Regions from separate parts of the Homo sapiens genome. Here all the other regions are linked to region 1. The links are chromatin contacts, found by Hi-C or POLR2A ChIA-PET in ENCODE. All regions are on one chromosome and are shown on one strand. Each heading gives the region's core, a stretch centred on a gene start or an enhancer-like site at or near the end of the contact. The rest is flanking DNA. Distances are from core to core; before and after follow the strand shown.

Region 1 (3,747 bases), core at 655-3,154:
ACACACTGGGGAAAGAATCTTGGCTTAGGAATTGGACAGACAAAGCCAGGTACTATTGCCTATTTAACAGCTGTGTGATCTTGGGTAAGTTAGAAGTCCCTGTAATTCTCGGTTTCCTTCTCTATGACATGAGAATAATGCATGCTTGACAGGCTTGTGTAAGGACAAAATGAAGTCATGTGTGCGAAAACCCTAGGGATGTGTCAGATACAGAGGAAGTGTGCAGTCATTGTTAGCCTCATGTACACACTCACACACACTCTCACACTCACACCATCACACCCTTCACACCACACATCCTCTCACACATCACACACACACACCAAACACACTGGCACACAGGCCGTACACACTCACACATGCACATCCTGCAGGTCCCTGAGGCGCAGGCACTATGCTTGGGCAGCATTCTGAAAGTACAGCAGGACCCATGGCCAGTGCAAAGGAGGGTTAGGGGGCACTTTACACTCCCTGGCAGAAGGTCTGAAGGGACTCTGAAGCCAAAACAGATGTAAGGAATTTGAGAAAACACTGGCAAGAAGGGCGTGGTGGCTCACACCTGCAATCCCAGCACTATGGGAGGCCAGCCTGGGCAACATGGCAAAACCCCGTCTCTAGAAAAGCATAAAAAATCAGCCAGGGTTGGTGGTGTGTTTTCACTCAGCTACTTGGGAGGCTGAGGCGGGAGGATTGTTTGAGCCCAGGAAGTTGAGGCTACAGTGAGCCGTGATCACACCACTGCACTCCAGCCTGAGCAACAGAGTGAGACCTTGTCTCAAAAAAGAAAGAAAGAAAGAAAAGACACTGGTGTTAGCTTTCAAGTCTTTAGAACTTGCTCCTACAGGGTCTTGATGCGATGGACAAAAGCAGCTGAATCGAGCAGTAACAGGTGTGTGAACGAATCCTCCTACGCGTACCCCTCACGTCTGTGTTCTGCCCACTTCTGCAGAGAATCTCTGCCCCAAGCCAGGCCAAGGGACCTCTTTACATGAGCAGCCAAGGGACAGAGACCTCTGGCTTCCCCAGGTGGGCCGGGGAAGCACAGAACAGCCAAGGGTGTCCCGATGTCTATTCACAGTGTATCTTCTTCCATCTTGAAAGTGCGTCACTTGTGGAAGGAACAAAACGCCATTACCCTCTATCTCATGGAGAAGCAGAGGTAAAAAGCAGAGAAGCGCTGTTTTACCCCAGCCTTCCTTATCTCTCTCAGCCATACTGGAAGCCCCCAAGGACGCATGATTATCTCAGGGTGACTGATGCTCTCTCTTTCCTTAATGCCACACACATAAGTCCACACTTTCAGCAGAAGAAAATACATAAGTGAGTGTAACAGAACAAGAGCCAGCTATGCATGCTTACATAATATTGTTTTGGGGCCTGTAAAACCCTGACTAGAAAAAATATTCCTTGTGCTCATGCCCGGGAGTCCACTCACAGCTCTGGTCTAGTCCCTTCAGTGTGGTGTTTTGATGCTGTTAGAAAGCAAAATGCCCCTGAGAAAGGGTACAGCTTGTGAAAAATCTGCAGGCATGAAGGCTGTGAGGGCTTTGTTAGAGGCGGGAAGAGCATCTGTTATTGGCCAACGAAGGTGGGTTCATTTCTGCATTAGCTCTGTGAGCCCAACCCTGAGCCAGACACCAAGATACTCGGTAAAGTAACCCCTTAGTAATGGTTTCTGGTTGGACCATCTCCAGAGCCCTAGGAAAGCCCATGAAAGGAGCTGCCATCTGACGTGGTGTTGGCCTGCAGCCCTTGCTCGAGGCTGAGGAGGACATCTGGGCCTTCCGCTGCCTGGGTGTTTGCCTGGTGAACAATGGCTGTAGCCAGAGTGTCTCCTCAGAGTCAGGCCCCGGGCTCTGTGACCTCAGGAGGTCAATAAATATTTGTTGACCGACAGACTCCACTGCTTGTCTTATTACAGACACACAGGGGGCCTGCCACTGCTGGCCAAACCCCAGTGTGGCCCCATCAGAAAACACAGGACAATAAACAGAGACGGATGGTCTGCCAGGAAAGACAGTGTCTTCCATTTGGTCATCCTCTTCCCAGCTGTGCCCTTCATTGAAGTTACAGGGCAGAGCGAGTGGCCTCACCAGGCCTCGGGGGCACCAGGACCTGAGGCACCTCCTTCCTCCCTCCCCTCCCCCTGTCCCGAGGTGTGATGGACAAAGGGAAACCCCGCCGGGGTGCCGGCTGATTAACCTCCCTTTCACACTGGCCTGGTGCGGGGCCTGGGCCGAAGTTCCACAGAGTTAGCAGATGTACTTCTAATTATTTATTAGGACTTCTCTCAGTGTGGCTCTTCTAATGAGACACTCTAAACTCCCAGAGGCTCGCCCGCAGGGGAATCATACAGCCACAGTTTGCAGGCAGGAAAGGCATGTCTCCATCACCACCCAGCTTTTGCCTGAATTTAGGTATGCTGTTATGTGTAAAGCGTAGAAAGTCACAGGTTTAAACACTAAGCCAGGAGACCTGGCGGCTGGAATGGCCTAAATGTTGACTTCATGGACTGAATTGTGTCCCCCCAAATTCATCTTGAATTCTTAATCCTCAGGACCTCAGAATGTGACTGTATTTGGAAACAGGATCTTGAAGAGGTAATTGAGTTAAAACAGGGATGGGCTAATCCAATCTGACTGGTGTCCTTATAAGAAGAGGAGACTGGACACAAACACAAACAGGGAAATTGTGTGAGGACACAGGGAGAAAATGACCAACTGCAAGCCAAGGAGAAGCTACCCTGGTAACACCTTGATCTTGGACTTCCAGCTTTGCAGAATCACAAGAAAATACATGTCTGTTGTGTAAGCCACCCAGTCTAAGCGGCTCTGATATGGCAGCCCTAGCAGACTAATGCAGTGGCCCTGGGGAATGTTGTCCTTTATACCCGGGGCTTCACAGCTTACCATGTGTGCCATGGCTAGTGGCTTGTGCAGTCTGCACCACAGGCCTGAAGGGCAGGTCAAGAAGTATTACAGGACTCCTGCCCCTTATCTAAAACTACTGGGAACAAATGTGTTTGGACTTCAGGATTCCTCAGATTTCAGAAAGATCAAGCATGCATATACCACAAATTATTGAACACTGAGTGAGTCTGACATAGCACCCATAATTAAACACACGAACACTTCTGAAATGAAACAGGATGCGTGTGTGTAGAGATAGATGTCTAGATATAGATATGTAATTGCACTGAGGGATTTATATAGTTTGGATATTTGTCCTCCCCAAGCCTCATGTGAAATTTGATCCCCAGTGTTGGAGGTGGGGCCTAGTGGGAGGTGTTTGGTCATGGGGGGCTGATCCCTCATGAATGGCTTGATGCCCTTCCCCAAGATAATGAGTGATTTTTATTCTATGAGTTCACGTGAGAGCTGAGAGCTGGTTGTTTGAAGGAGTCTGACACCTTCTCCCCGCCCTCTTGCTCCCTCTTTCTTGCCATGTGACATGCCTGCTCCCCCTTCACTTTCTGCCATGATTGGGAGCTTCCTGAGGTCCTCACCAAAAGCAGATGTCAGCGCCATGCTTCTTGTATAGCCTGTGGAACTGTGAGCCAAAGAAACCTCTTTTCTTTATAAATTACCCAGCCTCAGGTCAGCAGCACAAAACAGACTTAGACAGGGATACATATAGAATATATATAACCTCCTGTTTGTTCATATGAAATTTTGCCACCAAAACAGTTAGTACTAAGTGGATAAATACTTTTTTGGTTTGGGGAACTTTAGAAATATGCATAGGGTA
Region 2 (3,747 bases), core at 862-3,361, 110 kb before region 1:
AGAAATGCATGTGACTGAACTAATCATTCTTCCCCAGACCTGCCTCTCTCAGAGACTGACATCTTCTCCACACCTCCACCCTTCATCCTTCCCCATGTCATGTCGATTACAGCCTTCACATGGAAACCAGCCCCATGTCTACTCCCTACAGCACCCCTCTCTCCACTAAGTCACCATGACAGTGACTTTCCCCTCCACCAAGCACTGTGCAGCCTGATAGGGCTTTCTTTCTTTGTTTTTGTTTTTGAGACAGGGTCTCCCTCTGTCACCCAGGCTGGAGTGCAGTGGTGCTATCATAACTCACTGCAGCTTCCAGCTCCTGGGCTCAAGCCATCCTCTTGCCTTAGTCTCCTGAGTAGTTGGGACTACAGGCATGCACCCTCATGCCTGGCTAATTTTAAAAAATTTCTTTGTAGAGATAGTCATGCTATGTTGCCCAGGCTGGTCCTGGCCTCCTGGCCTCAAGTGATTCTCCTACCCCAGCCTCAGGTAAGCCACCTCACCTGGCCCTGATGGGGCTTTCTAAATTGCAAATCTGATCAATTGTTTAAATATATCATACAACGGTTCCTCACTATCCTGAAGATAAAATCCAAATTTCTTCACATGGCTGTACAGGGCCTCCAGCGATCAGGCCTTTGTTTGGCCTGATCTCCAATCTCTTCTCAAATAGTTGCTTCTTACAGCTCTCTGAAGGCATCAGCTCTGTGCATCCCCAAATTTTTGCATGTGCTGCTCCTGGGCTTATATCGTGTGTGCCAGTTGGCAACTCTCTTTTTCCTTTAGGGCTCAGCTGGGAGGCGGCTTCTTTGGGAAGCTTACCCGTCCCTTGCCCAGCTGGGTAAGGTGCTCTAATGTAAGTGCTCCCGTGGCATATTGGGATAATCTCTATGAGGCACTTACCTCTGAGGGCTGTGATTCTTCACTGGGTCTTTTAGCTGCTGAGAGCATGGCTCAGTCTTATTGATCAAATTTGTAGAGCATAACACACAGAAGACATTCAATCAATACATATTAAATGAATGAAGAGATGAGTTTGAATTCCCATGGAAAATGAGAAGAAATACATTCTTAGGGTTTGGGAAGTCTTAGGGTTTGGGAAGTCAAATATGCTGTTAATTAATTAGGAATATTTTTAGCTTAGGTTGACATGAAGCCTCCAGTAGTGGTGGCTTGGGAAAGAACTTAGTTTTTCGTTTTTGTGCAACTCTCGTGGCCTATAACTGCAGAAGCAGTGAGGTCCCAGTGATACTGGAAGAGGAGCCATCTTCCAGAAGCTACGCCTATGGTCTGTTTTGTGTTTAGCCTTCCTGAAAATTCTATGGGTTGTCTAGACCTCTTAATAAATTACTCTTTCTGCTTTAACTAGCTAGTATTGATTCCAGCTGCCTGCAGCCAAGAACTCTGGTAAATACAAACCTTTGTCTGACTCTCACAAAAATCTCAAAGCAATAGTAATGCCTAGTTTTGTGGAAGTAACCACGAAAGCTTAGAAAAGGTGGGTTGGGAAGCAGTTGAGATGCTGAAAGCTGATTTCCAGGAGCAGAACTGGCCTATGCTGAAAACCTACCTGCAGCCTCAACTCTGCTTCTCTCCTGTGTTCAGCTGCTGAATGTTGAAGCCGGAAGGGATAACACGTTTCCGAGTGGAAATGTATGCATTTGATGGAGAGTGCCTGAGGTGCCCAGATTGCACGGCTTCTTTTTTTTTTTTTCTAGAGACAGGGTCTTGCTCTGTCACCCAGGCTGGCATGCAGTGGCGTGATCATAGCTCGCTATAAACTACAACTCCTGGGCTCAAGAGATCCTCCTGCCTCAGCCTCCCAAAAGTGCCGGGATTAGAAGTGTGAGCCACTGTGCCTGGCCCCAGACAGCTTCCTAGCAGCTGAAGTGGGAGGTCAGGGTTATTTCTGTCACTCCGCACTGCCAAGGGCTGACAGAACAAAGAAACAAAGAGGAACTGGAAAGGCTGATCATGGGGCCGAACCATGTCTAACTGGCTTAAATAACAAATCTGTGTAACCACAATTTGCCAACTTGTAAATGTTTTATACCCCAAGGGAGCCTGGAACAGCCTCCTTTGCACTTAGAAGGCCCAGCCAGGCCAGTGCTGACTCTGACTCCTTGGTGGACAGGACCCCAGGGGGTGGGAGGTCAGGGCCAGGCTGGCCAGAGACTGGGCGTCAAACCCGAGAAAGGGTCACACTTTTTTGCTTGTCAGTTTCCCAGCCTTTTCCATTACAGCATTTTTACCTGGGAGGTTTAATGAGCTCTCTTGAGTTTTCCCCTTCCATGGGCTTAACTTAAAATGTCAGTGTCTTAAGAATTTTCCCAGTAGTGGGCCTGGTGCCTTTGGAGGCTGCATTTCCTTTCTCAGGCGTTGGGGGACTGCTGGGTTCTGGGAAGGACTGACAGGTTGAATAGCCCAGTTATTACTGGGTTAAGGGTGACGCAGGCTTCTCAGGGTGCCAGAGTCACTGAAGCAGCAGCAGCAGCTTCCGGGCAGGGCTGTGCAATTCAGGCTGCCTGGGGAAAGGTGCTGTGAGGGATGAGGGGCAAGAACAGCTTTAAAAGTTAATGAGCTCAGCTGAGCTCCCAAGACCCACCCTTCCAGGCGGCTCCGCTTCTCTTTGCATTTCCTTGCCCTCTGAGCACCCAGCTAACCTTTAACCCAGGCTCTTCCAAAGCTCTAGGGAGGAGGCTGCTCCCCTGGCTTCCTCCAGAGCGAGTCTCTGCTCCACGCTCTGGACATTGCTCTGGGAAACCTCCGCTTCCCAGACCAGCCACATCATGGACACGCTTGGAGGGGAGCTCAGTGTTGTTTCCTGCTATTGGTGAGGGCTGGTGCTGGTGTGCACTGTGCAGGCATCAGGACTGGTCATCACTGTCCTTACAACCCCCTGCCTGCCATCCTTCGCCCCCTAGTTTGATCAGAGTGCATCTCCACTGCAGGTCTGTGCAGGGTGGGGCTGGGTGCTTCCCTCAGCCTCCCCTTGCCCCAGGGCCTGCCTCTAACCTCAGTCTGCCTTGTGGACTGCTAGACCATGAACAGCCCCGGAGGCTGGTCCCAGCTTTGGCTTGGGGAGCACTGAGTGTGGATCTCCAGCCTGTGTGGCCTCAGGGCCACATCTGCCAACATTCTCTTTCTTTTCTTTCTTCCTCTTCCTTCCTTTTCTTTCTTTTCTTTGACAGGGTCTTACTCTGGTGCCCAGAGAGGGGAGTACAGTGGTGTCATCATAGCTCAGGACAGCCTCAAACGTGGGGACTCACACAATCCTCCTGCCCTAGCCTCACTAGTATCTGGGACTACAGGTGTGCACCAGTGGACTCTTTTAATTTTTTACCTTTTTAGTAGAGATGGGGTCTTGCTATGTTGCCCAGGCTGGTCTTGAACTCCTGGCCTCAAGCATCTTCCCCTTGGCCTCCCAAAGTGCTGGGGTTACAGAAGTGAGCCACCATGCCCCACCAACATTCTCTTTCTTGATCCCTGAGTCCAGTAGCAGGAAGGGAGGGGGTGAGGGAAGGTTTAAGCATCACTGGGAGCTTTTCCGAAAAATCTCATGTTGTCCTTCTCTCTGGAGAGTATTTGAAAGGGGCCACAGTGGCTGAGAAACGTTGGACTATATTACTATTTCCAATCTTCTGATCGTCTATGAGAATTCCTTCGGTAAGATTTGTTAAGAATTCAGATCCTGGGCTCCTTCTCAGACATACTCGGTTGAAAGCCCTGAGGCAGGACCTAGGAATC
Region 3 (3,747 bases), core at 574-3,073, 88 kb before region 1:
CCAAAGGGAGGAGGGTGTGATGAGGTATGTCTGACCCTCCCTGCTTCCCGTCATGGCCTAAACTGGTTTTTCTGGTTTCTTTGGGTCTCCGTGGCCAAGAGGAGAGCCTATTCAGTCAGTTGGGAGGCTTGGAATTTTACTTTTGGTTTACAATTTGTAGGTGATAGAAGCCCTTTAAAAGACAAGGGTCCAGCTAAGAAGTGAATTACTCCATAGCTGACTTCACATTCTTCCATCTGGATTCTTTTGTTTTTTTCGCATGTAATGGGTTCTAAAAGTCTATTATTAGTAAATGAGGCTTTATAGACAAAACTGTCAAAAATTTTCACGTGACACCCAGGCTAAAACCCCAGATCCCAAGCTGGTCACAGGCACTGTCCTTCTCTCAAGCATTCTTTTTAATTGTCCATTGTTTGGAGGAACAATTTACCATTGGACTAATTGGGACTGGTGGAATCTCCCCTCCTATCCTAACAGCCCTGTCTGTCTAGTTTAAGCGAGGGGTGAATTTCTTGCATTATTCTAGGGAATTTGAAGAATCTCCAGGAGGGCCAGAGAGTAGACTTGGATGCCACCCAGCCAGCAATAGAGAAGTTGGGACCACCCAGCCAGGGACAAGGCCACACCTCAGCCATCACCACCCACAAGCAACGCAGCATGTATGAGCTGGGACAGGACACCAGAAACTACCTCATGATTGCTCCGGAAGAAGCAGCTGCAGGTGCTCAGCCATCTTTATTTCCTGCCACCCCCAAACTATGAAGACAGCAAAGCAGCCTGTGGAGAGGCTGCTCACAGAGGCAACCCCACCCTTACTTGGTGATGGCACGTGGAACTCCACCTCCCAGGTGGAAAATGGAAAAATTGTTTCCTTCTCTGATCTACTGCCTGAGCTGTCATCAGGATTTTGAGGACTGACTTAATGAATAAAATATAAAGGCTTAGCGTGAGCCTGGGATATGCATGGTGGAAGAGAATAAATAGCCTTTTGTATATCAAAGATACTTTCTGGGTAACCCAATCTGAGAAATAGCTACTTCAGCCACATCTGCTGTTAGGGAAGGCTGAGAAAATAGTGACTATAAAATGAAATGAGGCTTGTAGGTGAACCACATGAAATCCTGTGAACCGGGGAGAAGTCACCAGCTATTACAATGGAGTCTAGCTAAGAAGGGGCACGTGGGGGTGGGGAGATCGTGACCAATCAACAGTGCAGCTTGAAAATGTGGGTTTTCTCTTGGGAAGCTTCATTCCCTGGGAAGGAAGAAGCTATAACGAAACAGGAGCAATGAAGCTTTGCCTGGAGAGGATGCTGCTCACATTTGCATGTTAAATGAACTGAGGCCTCTCCTGGCTCCCCTTGGAGGGCTCTCAGAGGCAGCTCTAGCCTCAGAGGGTCTCTTGCCCACATCTTACTCTGGTTCAGAGCCCACATCCCCAAAGAGAGCCTTGTACACAGCAGGTATTCAATCAATATTTGTATTAAATTGCATTTTAAAAGCTGATTACTTGAGTGACCCCTTCCCCTACCCACCCCCAAAGACTGTCCTCCAGTATCTCTTTGTGCATATCCTGAATTCAAGCTGCAGTGAGAGGCTTTAGCAAGAGAGAGAAAACCCACTCTAAAAGCTTCATTTGCGACAATTTCCATTTTATTTCTCACCACCACCAGCCTTTGGACGAACAGGTCCTAAAGAGCTATGGAAACAGCATCGTGGAAACAGCACGGTGAGTTTCAGACTTGTGTGGCTTGGCAGGGCAGCCTTGTTTTTAGTTGTGGTGGCTTGCCAAAAAGGCTGGCTCTCCCTCAGCTAGCTCCCCTGGGCACTGTTACCTCCAGTAGAGCCTCTTTACTCTGAGGGGTGGCCCCTGCAAGGAGGTCCCTGCTTGGCAGCTTTGTCTTGCTCATATACTGGGTATATCCCCTGGAGGGAGGCATGAGGCTCTCGGGTGGCCTTCATTCTTACACCCCTGCGTACACCTGTGTCCAGGTACCACCACCTACACACTGCCCAGGCCTCTAAGTCCACACGCTCGGATTCTGGTTGCTTTTATTTATTTCTTTATTTATTGACAGAGTCTCATGCTGTCATCCAGGCTGGAGTGCAGTGGTGTGATCATAGTTCACTGCAGCCTCAACCTCCTGGGCTCAAGCAATCCTCCCACCTCAGGTTCTTGAGTAGCTGAGCCCAATACCATGCCTAGCTAATTCTAGTAGCTTCTGATAAATTCTCTCTGTTTACTCAAGATACAGTTATTGAATGACTGGTCTGGGCCAAGCATTATTCTCGGCGCTGGGGATGCAGCAGGTATGAAATAGATAAAACCCTCTGCCTTTATGGGAGTGGTGGGGATGGGGCAGACAAACATCTAACATAATAAGTAAGTCAATTTTTTTTTTTTTTGTGAGATGGAGTCTTGCTCTGTCACCCAGGCTGGAGTACAGTGTCACGATCTTGGCTCACTGCAACCTCCGCCTCCTGGGTTCAAGCAATTCTCCTGACTTCTGAGTAGCAGGGACTACAGGCATGTGCCACCATGCGCAGCTAATTTTTGTATTTTTAGTTGAAACGGGGTTTCACTATGTTAGCCAGGCTGGTCTCAAACTCCTGACCTCAGGCAATCCGCCCACCTCGGCCTCCCAAAGTGCTGGGATTACCGGTGTGAGCCACCATGCCTGGCCCGTAAGTCAATATTATGATAGGAGGTGATACTCTTTTTTTTTTTTTTTTTTTTTTTTTTTTTTTTTTGAGACAGGGTGCTGCTCTTTCAGCCAGGCTGGAGTGCAGTGATGCAATCACAGCTCACTGGAGCTTTGGCCTCCTGGGCTCAAGCAATTCTCCCACCTCAGCCTCCCAAGCAGCTGGGACTACAGGTGCACACCAGCATGCTGGGCTAATTTTTGGATTTTTTGTAGAGATGGGCTTTTGCCATGTTGCCCATGGGGCCTCGAACTCTTGGGCTCAAGTGATCCTTCCACCTTGGCTTCACAGAGTGCTGGGATTACAGGTGTGAGCCCCTGTGCTTGGCCAGGTGATATGTGTTTTAGATAAAAACAGCAGGATAAGGAGTGCAGGGGGAGGAATTAGTATGTAAAAGAGGTCATTTTGGTAAGTCTTGGGTAACCTTTTGCTAAGTGCTGGGTAAGCCTTCAATCTAAGGCAAGCTCACAGCAGTTTTGGAAGGAGAGCTGTGGGCATGAGGAAAAGAAAGGAACCAAGGGCGGCTGCCCAGTAACCGGCAGGACCCAGATATCTTTGCTGAGATGGAGAACTGAGGGAAAGGCTAGATTGGGGCAGGGGCTGTTGGGGGAGCACAAATAACTTATTTTGGATGTTATTTATGCAAACTTTAAAAACAAACATTATGAGTGGGGAGGAGAGGCCAGGCGTGGTGGCTTATGCCTGTAATCTCAGTACTTTGGGAGGCTGATGTGGGAGGATCACTGGAGGGCAGGAGTTCAAGACCAGCCTGGGCAACATAGTGACATCCATCTCTAATTAAAAAAAAATTAATTTCAAAAAAGTGAGGAGGAGAGTGAATAAAGGGAATACAACTGAGATGGGCAATGGAAGGAAGTTCTGCCCAGACACCAAGGAGGAAGGAGGGTGGAGGGTGCAGGAACAGAATGATGCCTCTGGAGCACTCTGTCCCCCTCCTTCTGCCCCCAGATGGTAATCAGGCTCGAGTGGTCCAGAGCTTCTGTGGTTCAGCTTGTGGACACACCCTGGTGGGGATTGTGCTCTG

The links. Hi-C counts contacts between places; a loop is a spot of excess contacts on that map. ChIA-PET counts read pairs that join two places held with the same protein, here RNA polymerase II (POLR2A). Pooled maps may share reads with other maps.
Region 2: a map of sigmoid colon shows a loop between it and region 1 (1.9-fold over the local background). The contact joins two enhancer-like sites. A Hi-C loop is called at or near these places in 1 of 168 maps with a recorded cell type or tissue (sigmoid colon) and 2 of 50 pooled maps.
Region 3: a map of posterior vena cava shows a loop between it and region 1 (2.0-fold over the local background). The contact joins two enhancer-like sites. A Hi-C loop is called at or near these places in 1 of 168 maps with a recorded cell type or tissue (posterior vena cava). POLR2A ChIA-PET finds 5 or more read pairs at or near these places in 1 of 52 experiments (SK-N-SH).

The regions. Positions count from the first base shown.
Region 1 is chr1:229,001,893-229,005,639 of GRCh38, reverse strand. No RefSeq gene overlaps it. Among named protein-coding and RNA genes, the nearest start is that of LINC02815, 150 kb to the left of the region's middle. Within about 2 kb of position 1,904, at least 4 of the 41 ENCODE cell types and tissues checked have a DNase peak (open chromatin) inside an H3K27ac peak, as active enhancers do.
Region 2 is chr1:229,107,807-229,111,553 of GRCh38, reverse strand. All of the region lies in intron 2 of LINC02815 (long intergenic non-protein coding RNA 2815), which reads left to right. Among named protein-coding and RNA genes, the nearest start is that of LINC02815, 45 kb to the left of the region's middle. RefSeq lists enhancers at 2,265-2,786, 2,787-3,310. Within about 2 kb of position 2,111, at least 13 of the 41 ENCODE cell types and tissues checked have a DNase peak (open chromatin) inside an H3K27ac peak, as active enhancers do.
Region 3 is chr1:229,090,068-229,093,814 of GRCh38, reverse strand. LINC02815 (long intergenic non-protein coding RNA 2815) reads left to right here. Exons shown (of 5, transcript NR_186727.1): 3 at 527-1,728; 4 at 2,078-2,309. Among named protein-coding and RNA genes, the nearest start is that of LINC02815, 63 kb to the left of the region's middle. RefSeq lists enhancers at 458-1,389, 1,390-2,322. Within about 2 kb of position 1,823, at least 3 of the 41 ENCODE cell types and tissues checked have a DNase peak (open chromatin) inside an H3K27ac peak, as active enhancers do.